3 separate regions of the Mus musculus genome follow, and regions 1 and 2 are each linked to region 3. The links are chromatin loops, found by intact Hi-C in ENCODE. Cell type or tissue: left cerebral cortex. All regions are shown on one strand.

The links. A loop is a pair of places that touch in the nucleus more often than their neighbours do. Peaks named below come from ENCODE experiments on the same cell type or tissue, not always from the same donor. Only the 100,000 strongest peaks of a DNase experiment are listed, where the experiment ranks them.
Region 1: a loop joins it to region 3, with 5 times the contacts of the local background. A loop is called at or near these places in 13 of 42 quality-filtered maps.
Region 2: it touches region 3 in a loop (2.9-fold over the local background); 3 of 42 quality-filtered maps call a loop at or near these places.

The regions. Positions count from the first base shown.
Region 1 is chr2:12,049,135-12,051,634 of GRCm38, reverse strand. No RefSeq gene overlaps it. Among named protein-coding and RNA genes, the nearest start is that of Gm34768, 150 kb to the right of the region's middle. In left cerebral cortex, a CTCF peak has its summit at 1,481 (motif pointing left); DNase peaks (open chromatin) are centred at 1,450 and 2,103.
Region 2 is chr2:11,793,455-11,795,954 of GRCm38, reverse strand. No RefSeq gene overlaps it. Among named protein-coding and RNA genes, the nearest start is that of Ankrd16, 17 kb to the right of the region's middle. In left cerebral cortex, a CTCF peak has its summit at 1,090 (motif pointing left); a DNase peak (open chromatin) is centred at 1,074.
Region 3 is chr2:12,301,081-12,303,580 of GRCm38, reverse strand. Itga8 (integrin alpha 8) reads left to right here and starts at 1,637. Exons shown (of 30, transcript NM_001001309.3): 1 at 1,637-2,004. The coding sequence starts at 1,799. E030013I19Rik (RIKEN cDNA E030013I19 gene) reads right to left here and starts at 2,335. Exons shown (of 2, transcript NR_040353.1): 1 at 1,992-2,335. In left cerebral cortex, a CTCF peak has its summit at 1,553 (motif pointing right); DNase peaks (open chromatin) are centred at 1,585, 2,002 and 2,394; H3K4me3 peaks cover 1,205 bases; H3K27ac peaks cover 912 bases.

The DNA.
Region 1 (2,500 bases), 250 kb after region 3:
AAATGGAATTCAAGGTGTGAATCTTTTAACCCAGGAATAGTATACACTGTGTGGAAGATTACCCACAAGGAAGGCTCCTGAAAATATTCTAGAACACAGAGTGAAGATCCTACAAGAGGCATGAGAAGTTCCTTAGTAAGCCCTTGCTATCTAAGAGAGAAATTAAAAACTGCTATTCTTTGATTATTAAAGAAATTCCTTCTTCTAACAAAGGACAGCTATAACTTCCAGCTGACTATTTTTATTTATAAGTCTGTGGACAGACACAGACATTTGGGCAACCTCCACTGTGGCTGTTTATGTAAAAACTAGCCTTAGTTATGGGTCAAGATCCTACTTCCCTAGAAGATGATGGCCCATGTGCTGCCCCAAAAGCAGTAGTTACGTTCAGACTTGGAAGAATGTGTGCAGAGATGTGGCGTGCTCGAAGCTGTATTAAGACAATGATCTTGGCATGCATTTCAACTTCTGTGAAGACTTTGACTAAGAAAGCCATGTTTTTTAAAACAATGAAGTGAATCAACACAATACTTAGGTGGGAATTCTTGTACTCTACAGAAAGAGGGAGACTGAAGGGACCTTTGTTGACAGAGGTGATGATAAGATGCTGGTCACAGGAATGACTGTATTATGAGAATTTTTAAAATGGGCACTGTAACCTACCTCATTCCACACCTGCAATGCAAAGACCACAATTTCCTGAAGATGGTGAAGTTTCTTCAGAAGGGGCACAAGGAGAGGGCTGAGTCAGTACAGCGCTTGCTGTACAACATGAGGAACTGAGTTTGATCCTAGCATCCACGTTTGTAAAAAATGTCAGGTATGAGCAACAATGCATGTCTGTAGTCCCAGAACATGGACAGAGATAGGATGGCCACTGGAGCTTATTGGTAACTAGGTTCACCAAATCAGTGAAATAAGGTTTTATGAAAGACCCTGTCTATAAATAAATAAATAAATAAGGTGAAAGGCAAATGAGGAAGGCACAGGATATAAAACGCTGGCTTCCATATGCATTCATGCACGTAGATGTGCCTGCACACATGTGCACGTGCTCTCTCTCTCTCTCTCTCACACACACACACACACACACATACTTTTCCTGAATTAACTTAGAGTAACTGTGATATATTTTCAGAAGCTGACTCTAATCACTTTCAGTTCTAAGAAACGCAAAATTCATCAAGCATGTCTTTATCAAGAATTACGATGATTGCTGAAGACATTTTAAATGCATTAAAGAAGTATACACTAGAATTATCATCATTAAAAGTATTTATATATTTATGCATTTTATGAGCATGTATGATTGTATCTGTGTGTGCATGCATATATTGTATATGTGCATGTGCTTGTGTGTGTGTGTGTGTGAGTGTGTGTGTGTGTGTGTGTGTGTGTGTGTGTGTATGAGTGTGTGTACTCATTGGGCAACTCTCAGAAGTTGGTTCTCTTCTGCCACCTTGTGGAATCCAGGGATTGAAGTCAAATTGCCAAACCAGCTGAGCCATCTCATTGGCCCTAAAACTAAAAAAAAAAAAAAAATCAAAAACTGTGTTTCTTCTGGTTTATTAGAAAGTCTTAAAGACATTTATAGAAGAATAAAAGCAGGACATTGGCCCTGGATGACTATACACTGAAGAATGTATGTAGGACTAGGCAGGGATATCCTCTGGCTCATAAAAAAAAAAAAAAAAAAAAAAAGTAAATTAGACAGCAGACAAGGCTTGGGCATCATGAGGATTCTGGTCCCATGGGAACAGAGAATCTGTGACATGGAGAAAGATCAGTCACGCTTGGATGGGTCGTTTGGGAACAGATGAGAGAAGGCTTTAATACTAGGAAGGGATGTGTCCATTCCATAACGAGAAAATGGAAGCTACTTCAGGATTCTAAGCAAGAAGTCTAAGCTGACCAGCTACAAGGTGCTGAAAGCCAGGCACCAGGAACCAGAACAGAGATTAAAAAGTGTTGGCTAGAGCAACATGGAGCAGGAAAGAGAACAGAAACATTCCAAAGGCAAGATGAGAGCGACATTTCAAAGGCACAGTCCATAGGACATGGTGACTAACTATCGAACCCAAATCTCCCTGGAGACTTGCCATCAGAGCCTGCCGGCGTCATCTGAGCAGAATACCATGTGTGATTCATTTTCCCAAAATACTCTTTGCAGGGGACAGATGTAGGGAAGAATCTTTGCCCTGGCAATTCAAAAGGCAATGCTGGAATATTTCGTCGGAAGACCACATTACAGCTTTCAAAGAAGGAAATAATTGTGGGTTGAACCTGAGGACCACATATTGAAGAGGAGATGAAATGCGGTGAAATGCTGCTTGCTCTGTAAGACTGAAGCCACTGAGATCCCACACTGAGGTCTCCCTTGCTGTCAACGGTATCACTGACTCTTGAACAAGTGGGAGCCTACACTCCCTCCCTTCCTAAAAGGCAGTGAGTATTTTACAGAAGATGCCTGGCACCATCATTTGCCTGCCCTTCCCTAAGC
Region 2 (2,500 bases), 510 kb after region 3:
GTTGTCTGATATGCACAAGGCCTTGAGTTTGATCCTTAATACAGCAAGCAGACAAACAAACCTTTCTATAAAATATAATTAATGCAGACAGTACCGTGATAAATGAAGTACTTGACAGATTTAAAAGCCAAGTGCACAAAGTTCTCAGTATAAAGTTAGGGCAAATTGCATAGACTGCACTGTCTCAACCACACTTATTTTGATGATAGGTTGGGTGGAATAAGAGTGGAATACTGTGCCATTGAGATGGTCCAGTGGGTATAAGCACTTGGCGTGTCATAGTTAGCTGCAGTTGTCAACTTCATACAAACCGACTGTCACCTGGGAAAGGGGAACCTCAAGTGAAGATCTGCCTAGGGTAGATGGACCTGTGACCGTATCTGTGGGAGCATTTTACTGATTGCTCATTGATGGGGGAGAGGGGGCCCAGCCCACTGTGGGTGATACTGAGGCACGTGGGCCAGGGCTGTAGCTGAACATGAATCGGGGAGTAAGCAGCGAACCTCTGCAGTTTTTCCATCAAGCTTCTGCCCTGAGCTCTGTCGTTGCTTTCCCTCAAGGAGGGAAAGGTGTGAAGTATAAGATGAACCGTCCTCTCCAGGTTGCTTTGCTCATGGTATTTCTTACAGGAACAGGATAGCCAACTACACTCTATGTGCGCCTGAGGATCTGAGACAGATTCCCTGCATCCCACCACCAAAGGGGAAAACGTGGTTCCTCAAAGTTGTTGTATAACCTCCAGTCACGAGTGCCTGTATACACACACTTCAAACACACAAAAACATTAATAAAATACTTATTTTAAGAAAAGACTAGCTGGGCAGTCGTGGTGCATGCCTTTAATCCCAGCACTTGGGAGGCAGAGGCAGGTGGATTTCTGAGTTCAAGGCCAGCTTGGTCTCCAGAGTGAGTTCCAGGACAGCCAGAGCTATACAGAGAAACCCTGTCTCGAAAAAACAAAAGCAAAAACAAAACAAAAAAAGACTAGCTATAACTGAGCAGTGGAATTACTGGTGATTTTGGTTTCCTCCTTTACCTTGACATTTGTGAGAATAAAAGGGACATTTTTTTCCTGGTCTGCCACCTTCTGGTAAACTGCAGCAACGTTCCAGCATAAATTTTGTCCAGTGGTGGCTTTCTTTAGGCCCCAGGCCCCTCTCTCATTGCAAGCTTCTCTCATTTCTTAAGCCAGAGTTGTATTCCTTTCCAATCTCGCCGTTGATTTTCCTTTTGTTTTGTAAACATTGCCTCATAGATCTCCTTTTGCATGGGAAGCAATGTATTAGATCTGTTTTCAGTTGATTGTAGTTTTTATCCATTTCTATCCCAGGCAACTTCTGTCCTGACTGAGCTGAAGATGTGCCTAACATGGAGAAAGCATGCTATCCAGATGAACAGATAGCCATGTGGAAGCAGGTCTTAGGGGAAGGGCCAGAAGCCCCAGTGAGCCAGGCAAAGTGGCAATCCCAGCACTCAAGAGGGTGAAGCAGGAGGATCAGCAATCTGAGGCCAGCCTGGGCTATTCAGCAAATTAGGGTAGCCTCAGATCTGTAGTAGGGCCTTGTGTCATCAGTGTAGTAGCTCCTTTTCTTGTTCTAATGAAATACCCCAGGGTACAGACCGTCATGGCAGGAAAAGCAAGGCAGCAGGAACTGGAGACAATCTGTCACCCGCATCCCCAGGCAGGACACAGAAGATGAATGCTGTCCCTCACTCCATCTCTCGCTTTCTCCTTCAACCTAAGGAATGCTGCTGCCCAGGTCGATCAAAGACAGAGGCAGACACTGTGGGGTGTATTAAGGCTTCCTAGCAGGCAGTGGAACAGCTCTGATGGACTGACCACCTAGCAGCTTCACAGAAGTGCTTTTTATTGATTGTTACAATAAAGGCAACCTTTCTAAGTCAGTTCCTGAATACCAAAATCTCTTATCAGATAGAGAAGTTGTCTTGGGGAGTCTTTACCTAAGCAAACACAGTTACTATAAGAATTCCGGATTTGCCAGGAATGTCTTATGACTGAGATTATGCTAAGGTTCTAAAATTCCCAAGAAAGAGCAATCCCATAGATTTCAGATACAACCAATTATTCCTAAGAGATGACCTCAAGGCCTAAGTAGCTATCACTCCAGAATAAATGCCAGGTATAATGTTCTTCTAAAATTCAACTGCAGTTGTGGGTCTTCCACCTCAATTAACTGAATCTAAAATAAAATCCCCTCACACATGTGCCCAGAGATGTGTCTCAGGTAATTCTAGGTCCTGGCAAGGTGACAATCAATAGTGATGAACACATCTTGCAAGAAGGAACCTCTTAATAAAGTCTTTCGTTTATTTTCTGGGAGGACAGGCAGTCAGCTACCATTGGCAATCAATGTGAATTAGCAAGAGCAGCTACACAGAAGGTGGACTTAAGAACACAGGTAGAGGCAGGAATAGTTACAGGGTTGCTGCAATGAGAGTCTGAGGTGAGGATGTACGAGAGCCTGAGAGAAGGCAGGCA
Region 3 (2,500 bases):
ATTTTTTTTTTCCTAGTAGGCTGAGATTTTTGTCTAGTCTACTCAAATTGTATCAACCTTCTGATGGGTCCCCCAGTTGTAGGAAGTGGTACTAATTATTCTTAGATGAGTAAGTTGGCATCTTATTCATCCACTCACTTCACTTATTTTCTCCTAAGTAGGTAACTTAAGACTCAGCTTAGATCCTTTCTGCTGTGCATCCTCCCCCAATCTCAGCCTTTTCCTTAACTTTCATGGCCCTTTTCTCCTTTTGTCTTGTCAACCAGGTTGGGATTCCCTTGTCCATCCCTGCTTTCTTTTTATTCAGATGACTTGCCACTGGACATTTGAATCTCTGGTGCCTATCATATTTCTGCTTTGGCTACTTTTGCCTGGATCCCTGGTCTCAGGATCCATCCAGCCCTATTTCAGACCACTCCTTGGATACTCCTTTTCACTACGATCTTGTACATGGTCATCTAATGCTAGGAGATTAGTGCCTTCAGTGTTTCCCTCATCTGCTTCCGGGAGGTCCAAATCTAAGTCTCCTATTCAAATTCTTGTCTACATCTAAATTTGTTTCCAACTTTCCTGAAATTACCCAGAAACAGCTTGCCCCTTCTCTGTCTCTCTCTCTGTCTCTCTGTCTCTGTCTCTGTCTCTGTCTCTCTCTCACACACACACACACGTGTGTGTGTGTATATATATATATATATATATATATATATATATATATATATATATTTAACACAGCCTTCTCAGGCTAGTCTTGAACTTGTTAGGTTAGCCCAGGCTGTCCAACAAAAGATCCTCTTATTACAGCCCCTGCCCCCAAACAAAACAGTGTTGGGATTTCAGGTATGTGTCACCATGTCCCACACTTCTTTGCCTACACTTAAATTCTGTGTGACCTCAGAGTCATGTTGTTTTTTTTATCACCAATCTATGTCCTGAAAAGTTTGTATTTATAAAAAACCATTTATACACACAGTTCTAGTCTGCTCCCTTCACCTTCGGGCTCCTCGAAAGATCAACAACTAGTACTGGTGAGGAAGAGATCCTGTTGTCTCAAACTTTCACTCCCAAGCCCTGCTTTTGAAAACTGTTAACTGCAGCATTTCTGACTTTGCAGTCCTTCATCACAACCTCATAGGATAGAGGTTTATACCAAATCATACAATGTGCCAGAGATGCCCTTGAGAAAGACTGAGAAAACCTACAGGATTTTTGTATTAGTATGTCAGCGGAATAGGAGAGGAAGAGGGTTCTTACATTCCATTATCAAATCCCATTTACTGAGGAAGAAACTGATTTACCCTCAAAGGTAGAGGTGACAGCCATATAACCACTCTTTTCTGGAGTTGGTATACTCTTTTGTATGCTTGTATCCGAGCTGCGCAATATTGGGAAATCATTAAATTCTCGCCGCATATGGAACACCGCTTCTCCAAAACAATGACTTGAGGTGACATCCATAAAATTTAGATGGTCCTTAAACTAGAGACTCGAAATCTAGCGGGCTCAACAGGCACTTGCCCGGTCCTAGACCGCAAGCTCCGTCCTGCAGCCTGAGAACTAGCCGCTAGAGGGCGCGAAGAGCGCGCCGGCCCCAGCCAGGGGCTGGAGAGGGTCGAGCGCGGGATCCGCTGCTGCAAGCCCAGAGCAGCGGGGTCGGCGGGCCGCACAGGGCGAGAGGACTGTCACTGTGGACGCTCCTAGCTCACCGACCCGGGACACCGGCCTCTGGGGAGCGTCAGGCCTTCTCCTCTGGGCTCCACGGCTCCCGATCCCGGGTGAACAGCGTTCGGGAAGGAGGGCGATGTCTGCGGGAACCCACTGTGGTCCCCCGGGGAACCGGGCACCTCCGTTCGCGCGTCTCTGTTGCGTCTCGGCCGCGCTGGGGATGCTGTGGTCCCCTGCGTGTCTGGCGTTCAACTTGGATGTGGACAAGCTCACTGTGTACAGTGGCCCCGAGGGCAGCTACTTCGGCTACTCACTGGACTTCTACATACCTGATGCGCGCACGTAAGTTGCTGGGTTGGGTTGGTGGCTTGGTGGCGCGCGATTCCAGGTCCTGTCTCTGTCTCTCAGAGGTCTCCGCAGCCAGGAGGAAAGGATGTCTGATATTTCAGGCAACTGCCCACTCCGGGTCGGATTCTGCTCTTTGCCTGCTACCAACATCTTTCCTCCTGACTTATGCTAAATAGATGTGCCCATGAATCTGGGATTGGAGATGCTCCACTGGTATATAAGTTCGGATTCAAAGACAAGAGCATTATACAAAGGAGAGAGTGGGGCGGGACAGACTCAGGTCAGTTTTAAAATAAGGACCGCGCAGTCTGTTCCTACGGAATCTCATAGCGCCTTAGGTTGCAGACAGTTGGGATCTGCCTTCCCCATCACAGTCTCCACCTACCTCCACCTAGACAGGCAGAACCATTAGCAGCCTCTTCCAAAACCAGGTTTCTGGTGCTCATAGGCTTCCAAAGAGGAAATCAAGTTTGGCAGTCTTTCCACAATA